Regions from separate parts of the Homo sapiens genome. Here region 1 is linked to region 2. The links are chromatin contacts, found by Hi-C or POLR2A ChIA-PET in ENCODE. All regions are on one chromosome and are shown on one strand. The core of a region is the stretch at or near the end of the contact, and the rest is flanking DNA. Distances in the headings are between cores, read along the strand shown.

Region 1 (5,179 bases), core at 1,299-3,798, 120 kb before region 2:
TAACTTTCCACTACACTATCTCCATATTTAATGCTACACGAGCATTCAAATGCAGATAACTACATGTGCAAAAATGTGTAAAGAGACAGCAATAGCGCCCACACAAGCAATTAAGCAAACATAGGATAGAGATTTTATGTATAATGTAATTATACATTTAGCAAATAAGCACACAATAATTAAGTGATAAGAACAAGAGGTGTTGCTCAAACTTTGGACTGGACAAGAATCTCTTAAGGAGCCCCATAATCTGAGATTTTAATGTTGAAGGTCTGGGTTGAGTACCTGGGAATTGGCATTTTTAGCAGCCATACTCTTATGCTCCAGCAATCAAAACATTCTGATATAGAAGTCTCACTCATCATAGCTTGAAACATTGCCCTAAGGTTTAGAACCATAATTCAGCCAAAACAGTATCAGAACCGTAGAAATAGGTGAGTTTGATTCCGGGTATCAACGTGGGTCTAACTGACATCCTACCACTTTTACCCGGCTCGTTTGCTCTTCGAAAGATAAAACCTAAATAAAAATAAGAGAACGACTTCTGCACCAAAGCCCCAGTTTAATTTGAGGTTAGCCCCAAGGTACAGCAAACGTCTGAGGCTTCGGGCTTACCTGAGTTTCCGAATAGCCTGGGCACCAGATAGCTAAGGCAGCCTTAGTTTTCATGGCGAACATTTCTTTGGCGAGCGACGCGCAGCCGGCGGTGGGATTGAAGGTTAGGCTCTGGATTTCAGTAAGGCAATGTGGCTGCTCATAGGCGGCAAAGTTTACGAGAAAAGGAGAAAACACCAGAGAGAGAAAGAGTTGGTGAGAATTGAGTGAAAGGGGAGGGGAGGAAGGTCAGGGAGGAGCGGGGAACACAAGTCGAGAGTCAGAGAGAAGAGGTCAGGGTTGAGTAGAGCAAGGAAGAACCAACCGCGGGGGAGCAGGGGCGTGGCGAGGGTGGCGGAGGGCACTCGTCGCGAAAAGACTGTCACCCACGCTCGCTCCTCCCAAGTCTCCAGGGGGCGGAGGCTGCCAAAATTCCGAGCCCGAGCGCGGAGGCGCCGGACCCCAGCAGGTGGTGCCCCTAACAACGTTCCCTCGTCCCAGTTCCCAATTTGCCTTTCCTCCGGATAGAGACTTCCTCTCCCTAAATTGGAACAGAAGTGTTGTCCCAAGCTAGGCGCAGCCCCGCTCTGACAGCCCAGATGTCCCCTTTCCCCCGGCGGCGGCGTCCCGGAGCCCAGGCACCTCTCGGAGTTCTGCACGTAGCAGGATACTCCCTCTCCAAAATGCCTGGCGTCTCCCTGGAGAAAGCCAGCAGCACTGAACTCTCTACTCACCCGATTGCTACAAGAGACGGTGTTGTTGAACTCGGTACTTTTGGTCTGGAAGAAAGAAAAATAGGACAAAGAGGGTAAAGACTTTTAAGTCCACAAGGAAAATCATCCCTCCACCCTTTGCTCCCAGGCTTTAAAGGTGCCCTGAAAACAGTTTCCACTCAGGTACCTTTTTCCTATGTCATTGACAAGGCAGTGAAATAGCCATTAGATAGTGCTGGTTAGTGCTTGAAACCACACCAAAAGGTTCAGGTCTCAGAGGGCGACCTCCCCCCTCCCTTCCCTCAAGCCATAACTGCACATAGCACTATGCTTGTGAGTAATAATGCCATCCTTTGGATGTCCGCATCTGTACTGTGGCCATTCATGAATGCAAACTCTGTCTAGAAATTAGGTTAATCAGGAAAATGATTACTACTGTATGTTAAAAAAAATTCCAAGTACACCATATTCTGTAATAAATAGCATCCTGAAACATCTAAAACACTGGAGAGACCTGGAGCACAGCATCAATCCTTAGAGTTTATCTCATGAGAATTATCTCTTTTACTCCTCTTTCTTAAGCTCTTACCTCCTGCTTTTTACAGCATAGTCAGAGTAACACTTTAGCAAAGGATAGACATCCTTTGACGCATAACGCGCTGTCTATCAATACCTGCTCCTCATCAGCATCTGCACACTTAGAATGTGCCAATTTCTAGATAATCATTTTAGATTAGATATTTGAATATCACTTGTAAGAATCCTTGACAAAATGTGGGGCCATGATTTTTTCTAAATTATTTTTCTTTCCTACAAAGTTAAATTGTAGAGTGTGTGTATGCCGACTCCTCTGATGAAAATACATTTGTTTTAAAAAAGCTTCTTCACTTACCCCACTCATATATGTAATCAGGTCTTTAGAAATAGTACTGAGATAGGCTGCTTTAATCTTCTCAAAGTCACAGTTAGTGAAGTCGTAAGTTAACACCAGCCCTACAAGTTGTAAGATGAAGATTTTCCTGAAAGAAACTGACAGAACATATAGTAAGGCAAAAGGGAACATACGTGGACACCCAATTCCACCCCAGTTTCACACTAAACTCTTCCCACCACGAGTGTAAGAGATCTGTAAGGCCTGCCTTAGGGGCCAGTGCTCAAGCACCAGGTTTTGCCTCTCATTGCCAGTCCACAGGAAGCCCTTATTCACCCATGCTGTTGCCTTAAGTTGGAGTCTCCCTGATGCTCCAGAGCTTTCTGGCTGCACTATATAACACCTAAACGCCTACGGGCTCTTTTCTCCTAGGCCAATGATTTTCTACCATGTCATTCTCTTCCTTTATAGAATTCTGAATTGATGATGTGAAAGGAAAAAAAAAAAGGAGTAGCTAAATCTATGGAATTTTAACATCAGTAAAGTCATCAGGAATTTCCCTCACCTTCCTCCTTTTTGCTTTGCCCTAAACACTTCATAAGTGTGAATGTCCTTTAAGAAACGGATACCAGTGTCTTTCTCCTACAGGGCATTTCCGTGACCAATCCTTTCTATTTGGGAGAAACACCTTCTGAAACCAGCAGCCACTGTAAGGATTTGGAGTCCTTGCATATGTCCCATGCATTCTGAACATCTTTGAGCATTTCCTGTGGCCACTTTCAACTAGTGCTTTCCCTTCTCCTTGGCTAGTAAGAAACTGTGCTTGCTTATGGGATGCTTTGGAGGGTGGGGTGCAGTCTCAGTCTTCGACAGCACTTCCATGTGAAAGCATTAAATGTGCAACCGTGACCAGAACCTTAGGGGCAGGAACGATAAGAGGTTGAAATAAGTGGGGAAAGATCTGATGTGGCTTGTTCTCAAAAACCCTACTTTTCAAATTTCCCATATCAATTTCAGGAAAAACGCCTACTCTTGGTGGCTAGGGGCACCTTAGGGGCTGAAGAGTCCTCTAGCACTTTCTAGCAGGTGTCAAGAACTTTTAAAACCACAAATTCCAGCGCCCAGCCACCTTCACAGTCCCACTCTTAAGGCCAGCGACACAAGAAGCGGAGCCAGACCGCGCTGCTGGGTGCCCAGCGGCGACCGCACGGAGACGATGCTGTCCTGAGCTCAGCTCTCCCGGAGGCGGCGCACGCTTTAGTGCGCTCTGCCTCGCAGAGGCTTAGCCCCGCGCAGCGTAGACTGGAAAACGTCTGTCACCTGGGGCCTCAGCCCGGGCACCAGTTTTAGAGACAGGAGAAGCATCGAGATGGCGGGCTCAGATTTTTACTAGCAAACTCTTGTTGATCCAGAAAAGAGCGCTTAAAAGCACAGCAAAGTGAGTCAGGGAGAGTGCCCTAGAGGATGTCTGTCTAGCAGTCTTCCCAGTTCCAGCAACACCAATGGAGGGTTGAAGGGAGGGAAAGGCCGACACCGATCAGGTTGCTGAGATGAACCCCCTGCTCCTCCCTGGCTTGGCTCATGCGGCCCTGGGCCCTCTCTACACCCAGGTCCCCTCTCTCTCTCTTTCCCTTCCGCTCCCCCGTCCATCGCACCCCTCACCCCCGCCCCCCGCCCTCGCGTGTCGGAGCCTGCATCGCTCTGGTCCTTGGGAAGTTCCTAGGAGTCATCGCTCGGAGAAAGGAGGTTGGACGCCGTGTGTGAGTCCCAGCAAATGTCACAGGCCATGCGGTGCCTGGGGAAAAGAGCAAGGAATGTCGAGGGATTCGGGAAAAGAGTAGGGGACAAACTGGAGCCAGAGTTGAACTCTTCTTCATAGAAGGCACTCGAGAGGGTCAGAAAACCTCTGATTCACCGCTGACTTCAAAAATGGCTCTTTTCTGGAATTCTTCATGTGTTGTACTCGAGTCACCACAGCATTCTTTGAAAAAAAAGTCCACTCTTCCCCCATCACCAACTTCTCAGGGTATTGTGGGATGATGCCAAAACCTGATTAATCTATTGTGACATCAGAGATTATTCTGGTCGGCAGCTGGACATTATTATATAGGCAGACAGGAGCTAAACTTAGATTTCTTCACTGGGCTGGGATAGCTCCAAGAGACAAAGGAAAGGGCATGGTGGCTGCTTCTGTCACCCTCACCTGACATGCCTTCCCCTCTAGTGGCTTGCTGTAGGGCCAGAGAGTGTGAGTGCCCACTAGAACCTTCGGCTTCATCTCTTGATTGCTGATGGGGGCAAGAACAACAGAAAGCAGCCTACACTGAGCTTCGACTTGCATTCTTCTGGAGGTATAACCAGGCTGCCTCCCTTTTTTTGTTTCCTCTTTTAAAAACCCCTTGTGTCTATGATCTATGTAGAGTCTTTGTTCAGATGAGGTAGGCAGGGTATCTCTTTCTAAGGCATCCCAGGTGTCTCTTTGTCTGTTAAAACATTGCTAAACACTTGTTCCTTTTGCCCCCAATTTCCTTATCTGTAATTATGTGACCTCTTAGATCACCTGGATTATATTACTTGTCTGCTCAAAAAGTTATGGCAAAACAACCTACTCAAGGTTGTTTTGAGATTACAATTATCCCTCCTGCGTTGGCTCCAAGCTGTCTTTCCAGCCCTATTTCCTTCATTTTCCTAGGCTTCCAGCAAACAGTATCTGAAGGTAATATGCTCTAAACATGCTCTGAGCTGTTTTCTTCCCAATCTGAGATGTTAGATTTTCATGTCTTGCCATGTTCATCTTATTTGATGTCTCCAAAAGTGGTCTCCTACCAGGATGTGACCTCATTATCCTGTAAGCCGTATCTATTTTGGACTTCTTTCTATGGCTTCTATAGATTACTTAACATTTCAATAATGTTTTTCAACCTTATCTCTCTATTAGATTGCGAGTTCTTTAAAAGTAGGTAATGTTTTATAGCAGTTCATTTGTTCACTATTTACCTTT
Region 2 (5,622 bases), core at 1,006-3,505:
AAGAGAAGAATGATTGATAGGCAAAATGAGAGGAATTGATAGACTTGAACAAAGATCTTGATGATGTGTTGGGTGTAAAAGACAAAGCAAGTTGGAAGGATAGGAAAGTGTTGTTTTAAAGGTACTACGTTTATTTATTTAATTTTTTTTTTTTTTTTGAGACGGAGTTTTGCTCTGTCACCCAGGCTGGAGTGCGGTGGTGCGATCTCGGCTCACTGCAAGCTCTGCCTTCCGGGTTCATGCCATTTTCCTGCCTCAGCCTCCCAAGTAGCTGGGACTACAGGCGCCCGCCACCACGCCTGGCTAATTTTTTGTATTTTTAGTAGAGATGGGATTTCACCATGTTAGCCAGGATGGTCTCGATCTCCTGACCTCATGATCTGCCTGCCTCCGCCTCCCGAAGTGCTGGGATTACAGGCGTGAGCCACCGCGCCCGGCCTAAAGGTACTATATTTATTATTTCAGTAGTGAAGTAGCTGCATTTGACAACCATGCCCAGAATGTGTTCATGGAAGCGAGTGCCCAAAATAGAGCTAAGAAGAGATCCCTAGGTATAAGGAGGTGATGAAATCTAAACAGAAAAAATTTAAGATAAATCAGTTATGTGTTTCCTCAGGGTGATGACAGGATTTGAAGATGAAGGAAAGGCCAAAGGTTTTAATAAATAATAAGTGAGAATGACTGAGAAAGGGTTGGAGGTGAGGTTTAACAAGAGAAGAGAAGAGTAATTGTCTAGAAATGGTGGTGGAGAGGAAGGAGGATCCTGATGCCATCCTAGGGTCTTCATATGCTTGGAATATTGGAAAATGATTCAATTCATGGAAGCCATTTTCCCTGGGAAGAACTAAACTATAGTAAATTATAAGCACTGAGGAAATTACAAAGTAAAGATTATGAAGATATTAGCTTATTAATCTTGGAATGGGAATTCCTAAAGAAAGATTGAGTAATGAGAGCAATAGTGGGAATTTGGATTATGAAAGAGAAATTGCATAAAGAGGGAAGTAGGGAGAATACAGCAGTCTAAGAGCTTACTTAGCAGAAACCAAGGAAAACGGGCTAAGGATCTGTGGACATACCTGACTATCAGGTAGCCAGGAAAAGAACTGATGTTATCTTGGTGAGCATGAAACTCAAACATTTAGAGTTTAATAGCATTCAGGAAGAGTATAAAAAGAAATATCCCTCTGTCTAATATTCTACTTGTAGTCACTGTTGAGATTATTGTATTCAGAATAATGTTACTAAACTGTCAATATGGTTATAGTATCTTCTTTTCTTAAAAAGAACTCCAAGCTACTAAATCTTGAATGAGTAAAGAAGGAGGAAGAAGAAAGAATAATTTTTGGAGAAATATAAAGGAGTAATATAAAAATGCAGGTATGTTTAGGAAGATGGACAGAGGGAAAAAGAAGAAAGATTGAATAAGTATATAAACATATTTTGAAGAAGAAAGGAGCTGTATGCTATTAATAGAAATATCAACAAGAAAAAAAAAAGTTAAACCAGTGTTTAACCAGTTCTACCCCTTCTGGCTCTAAATGCAAGAGAGTTATCGTGCAAAACCATAGTATTTTGCGTCAAACAGACGAATCTGAATTTGAATAATGGCTCTACCAGATACTAGCTGTGACCTTAGACAAGTCACTTTACCTCTCTTAACTATGTTTTTCATTTACAAAGTGAGGTTGACCATCTGAACCTCTTAAGTTGCTTTGAATATTATATGAGAAAACACAAGAAAGTGTAAAACGTGATACCTGACACATGGTAAATGCCCAGCAAATGTAGATTCTGTCTTTCTTTTTGATTGCTTTCTTTTCTGGTTACTTTCTTTTTATTACTTTTCTGATAATGATTTCTAGTTTTCTTGAGAGTTTCTGCTTCTGCCTATCAAAATTCAGTATCGTCTTAGACTTTTTTCTTGAACTCCTTCCCTTTGATGATTCATTTTCCCATTTTGAAATCTGTGATGTGTGCATTGGTGGTTCAGTTTTTTCATGGGCACTAGAAACCTTCTCACAGTCTTCAGGATATTTTACTTGAATGTTAACCTAGGTAAGTTTAAACATATTTTAGAGAATTAAGTTACTCATTTGTTATCACATGCAGCAAAACATTTATCCAAGTTTCATAACTAATGGAATTGGCCTTCATGCCCAATTTGACTTCAGGTAGTTGGCTGTTGGCAGAATAACAAGAGATTTGTTTTTTAAATGAATCATACTCTGTCACCTCCAAGCCTTTACGTGCTTTGGAATGAATTTATTCTCCCTTTGTCTAGTGGTAAGAGTTCAAGCAAATCACTTTAGGCCTCTGGGTCTCAATTACAAAATGTGATGGTTATTCTAGCTCAAAATGTATATGATTCCATGAAGCCTAGGGAAATTTCACACTTTTCTAGAGGCCACAGCTGGTTTGTAGTAGATTGAGGAAGAGAACCCATATCTTCTAGCTCAGAGAACATTGTATTTTCCCATATGCTCCTGTTAACCACGGGAAAATAATGTCACATTGTTACCAGTGGTGAATACCTACAGGTCTGCAGCAATTTGGTTCTTGCCTCCTAGGAGGAAAGAGTTTGACTGAAGGGCATAGGCAGAGGAAGAGATTGAGGCAAGTTTTAGAGCAGGAGTGACAGTTTATTGAAAAGTTTTAGAGCAGGAGGAAGTGACAGAGCGGAGCTAGCGCGTCAAAGGTACCTCTATGGTTTTCCTCGCTTTCTTGAGCTGGGAAATGGCCACTGTGTAGTCGCAATGGAAATAAATCCCCGGAACTGCGATTCAGTGTGTGAGGAATTTGAATTTAGAGTTTAATTTCTCAGAGTATTCTCTCCAGGAAGAATTTTTACAGTATCTCAAAGATTTCACTTGACTCCTTGATCCTACATAAACCCAAGGAGAAAAGAAACGGGTCGCTCCAATTCTAGATCACATTCTTCAAGGTCAAAGTCTAGATGACAGTCTAGTTCTCGATCAAGATCAAGATCTCATTCTAGAAAGAAGCGACACAGTTCTAGGTCTCGTTCCAGAACATATTCAAGGTCTTGGAGTAGAGATCGTATGTATTCTAGAGATGATCGTCGTGAGTACAGAAATAATAGAGGAATGAAATGACCTTATGGGTACAGAGGAAGGGGTAGAGGGTATTATCAAGGAGGAGGAGGTAGATATCATCTAGGTGGTTATAGACCTGTCCGGAATAGGAGGCACTCTAGGAGTCCTAGACGAGGTCGTTCACATTCCAGGAGTCCAAAAAGAAGATCCGTTTCTTCTCAAAGATCCAGAAGCAGATCTCACTGGTCATATAGCTCTTCTAGGTCTCCAAGATCATTCTCTTCTCGTTCTTCATCTCCATATAGCAAATCTCCTGTTTCTAAAAGACGAGGGTCTCAGGAAAAACAAGCCAAAAAAGCTGAAGGGGAACCCCAAGAAGAGAGTCCGTTGAAAACTAAATCACAGGAGGAACTGAAAGATACATTTGAACATGATCCATCTGAGTCTATCGATGAATTTAGTAACTCATCAGCCACATCCGGTGATATTTGGCCTGGCCTTACAGCTTATAATAATAGTCCCAGATCACCCCATAGTCCTTCACATATTGCTACACCACCTAGTCAGAGTTCATCTTGCTCTGATGCTCCCATGCTCAGTACAGTTCACTCTGCAAAAAATACTCCTTCTCAGCATTCAAAATCCATTCAGCATAGTCCTGAAAGGTCTGGGTCTGGTTCTGTTGGAAATGGATCTAGTCCATACAGTCCTTCTCAGAATAGTCCAGTTCATCACATCCCTTCACGAAGAAGTCCTGCAAAGACAATCGCACCACAGAATGCTCCAAGAGATGAGTCTAGGGGCCGTTCCTCATTTTATCCTGATAATGGAGATCAGGAAACTGCAAAGACTGGGAAGTTCTAAAAAGGTTCACAGATGAAGAGTCTAGAGTATTCCTGCTTGATAGGGGTAATGCCAGGGATAAAGAGGCTTCAAAAGAGAAAGGATCAGAGAAAGGGAGGGCAGAGGGAGAATGGGAAGATCAGGAAGCTCTAGATTACTTCAGTGATAAAGAGTCTGGAAAACAAAGTTTAATGATTCAGAAGGGGATGGCACAGAGGAGACAGAGGATTATAGACAGTTCAGGAAGTCAGTCCTCACAGATCAAGGTAAAAGTTTTGCTGCTGCATCTCACCGGAATACTGAGGAGGAAGGACTCAAGTACAAGTCCAAAGTTTCACTGAAAGGCAATAGAGAAAGTGGTGGATTTAGAGAAGAAAAAAATTATGAACTTAAAGAAGCTGGATATGTAGTGGAAAGGCCTAGCACTACAAAAGATAAGCACAAAGAAGAAGACAAAAATTCTGAAAGAATAATAGTAAAGAAAGAAACTCAGTCACCTGAGCAGGTAAAGTCTGAAAAGCTCAAAGACCTCTTTGATTACAATCCCCCTCTACACAAGAATCTGGATGCATGAGAAAGTCTACCTTCAGAGAGGAAAGCCCACTTAGGATCAAAATGATAGCAAGTGATTCTCATCATCCTGAAGTCAAACTCAAAATGGCACCTGTTCCTCTTGATGATTCTAACAGACCTGCTTCCTTGACTAAAGACAGGCGGCTTGCTAGTACACTTGTCCATTCTGTCAAGAAGGAGCAAGAATTCTGATCCATCTTTGACCACATTAAGTTGCCACAGGCCAGCAAAAGCACTTCAGAGTCATTTATTTAACACATTGTGTTCTTGGTTCATCATGTTAAAGAGCAATACTTCAGGTCAGCTGCAATGACCCTAAACAAGCGGTTTACTTCCCATCAGAAAGCCACTGAAGAACATAGTACTCGGCAAAAGAGCCCTGAAATACACAGGAGAATTGACATCTCACCAAGTACCCTGAGGAAGCATACCCATTTAGCAGGGGACGAGAGAGTTTTTAAAGAAGAAAATCAAAAGGGAGATAAAAAAAAATTAAGGTGTGACTCTGCTGACCTTCAGCATGACATTGATCACCGTAGAAAAGAAATAAGTAAAGAACGGGGAAATTCCAAGGGCCCCAGGGAATCCAGTGGATCAAGAAAGCAGGAAAAAACTCCAAAAGATTACAAGGAATACAAATCTTACAAAGATGACAGTAAACATAAAAATAGAGAGCAAGATCATTCTCGATCTTCATCCTCTTCACCATCACCTTCTTCTCCCAGTTCTAGAGAAGAAAAGGAGAGTAAGAAGGAAAGAGAAGAAGAATTTAAAACTCACCATGAAATGAAAGAATACTCAGGCTTTGCAGGAGTTAGCCAACCATGAGGAACCTTTTTTCGAATTAGAGGCAGAGGAAGAGACAGAGGAGTTTTTGCTGGGACAAATACTACTCAAATACTACTTTTTAAAAGAGACCGAAGGAAGAGGAATGGGATCCAGAATATATCCCAAAGAGCAAGAAGTATTTCTTGCATCATGACAGAGATGATGGTGTGGATTATTAGACCAAAAGAGGAAGAGGTCGTGGTACTTTTCAACGTGGCAGAGGGTGCTCTAACTTCAAAAAATCAGGTAGCAGTCCTAAATGGACTCATGACAAATACCAAGGGGATGGGATTGTTGGAGAAGAAGAAGAGACCATGGAAAA

What was found. Hi-C counts contacts between places; a loop is a spot of excess contacts on that map. ChIA-PET counts read pairs that join two places held with the same protein, here RNA polymerase II (POLR2A). Pooled maps may share reads with other maps.
Region 1: a map of MCF 10A shows a loop between it and region 2 (2.6-fold over the local background). The contact joins the promoter of TSLP here to the enhancer-like site in region 2. A Hi-C loop is called at or near these places in 2 of 168 maps with a recorded cell type or tissue (MCF 10A and PC-3) and 1 of 50 pooled maps. POLR2A ChIA-PET finds 5 or more read pairs at or near these places in 2 of 52 experiments (AG04450 and WTC11).

Annotation. Positions count from the first base shown.
Region 1 is chr5:111,069,082-111,074,260 of GRCh38, reverse strand. It overlaps TSLP (thymic stromal lymphopoietin), which reads right to left and starts at 2,548. Exons shown (of 4, transcript NM_033035.5): 1 at 2,200-2,548; 2 at 1,329-1,373; 3 at 616-750. The coding sequence starts at 2,370.
Region 2 is chr5:110,948,069-110,953,690 of GRCh38, reverse strand. It overlaps the pseudogene BCLAF1P1. Among named protein-coding and RNA genes, the nearest start is that of TSLP, 120 kb to the left of the region's middle. Within about 2 kb of position 2,255, at least 3 of the 41 ENCODE cell types and tissues checked have a DNase peak (open chromatin) inside an H3K27ac peak, as active enhancers do; they include PC-3, where a contact is called at or near this core.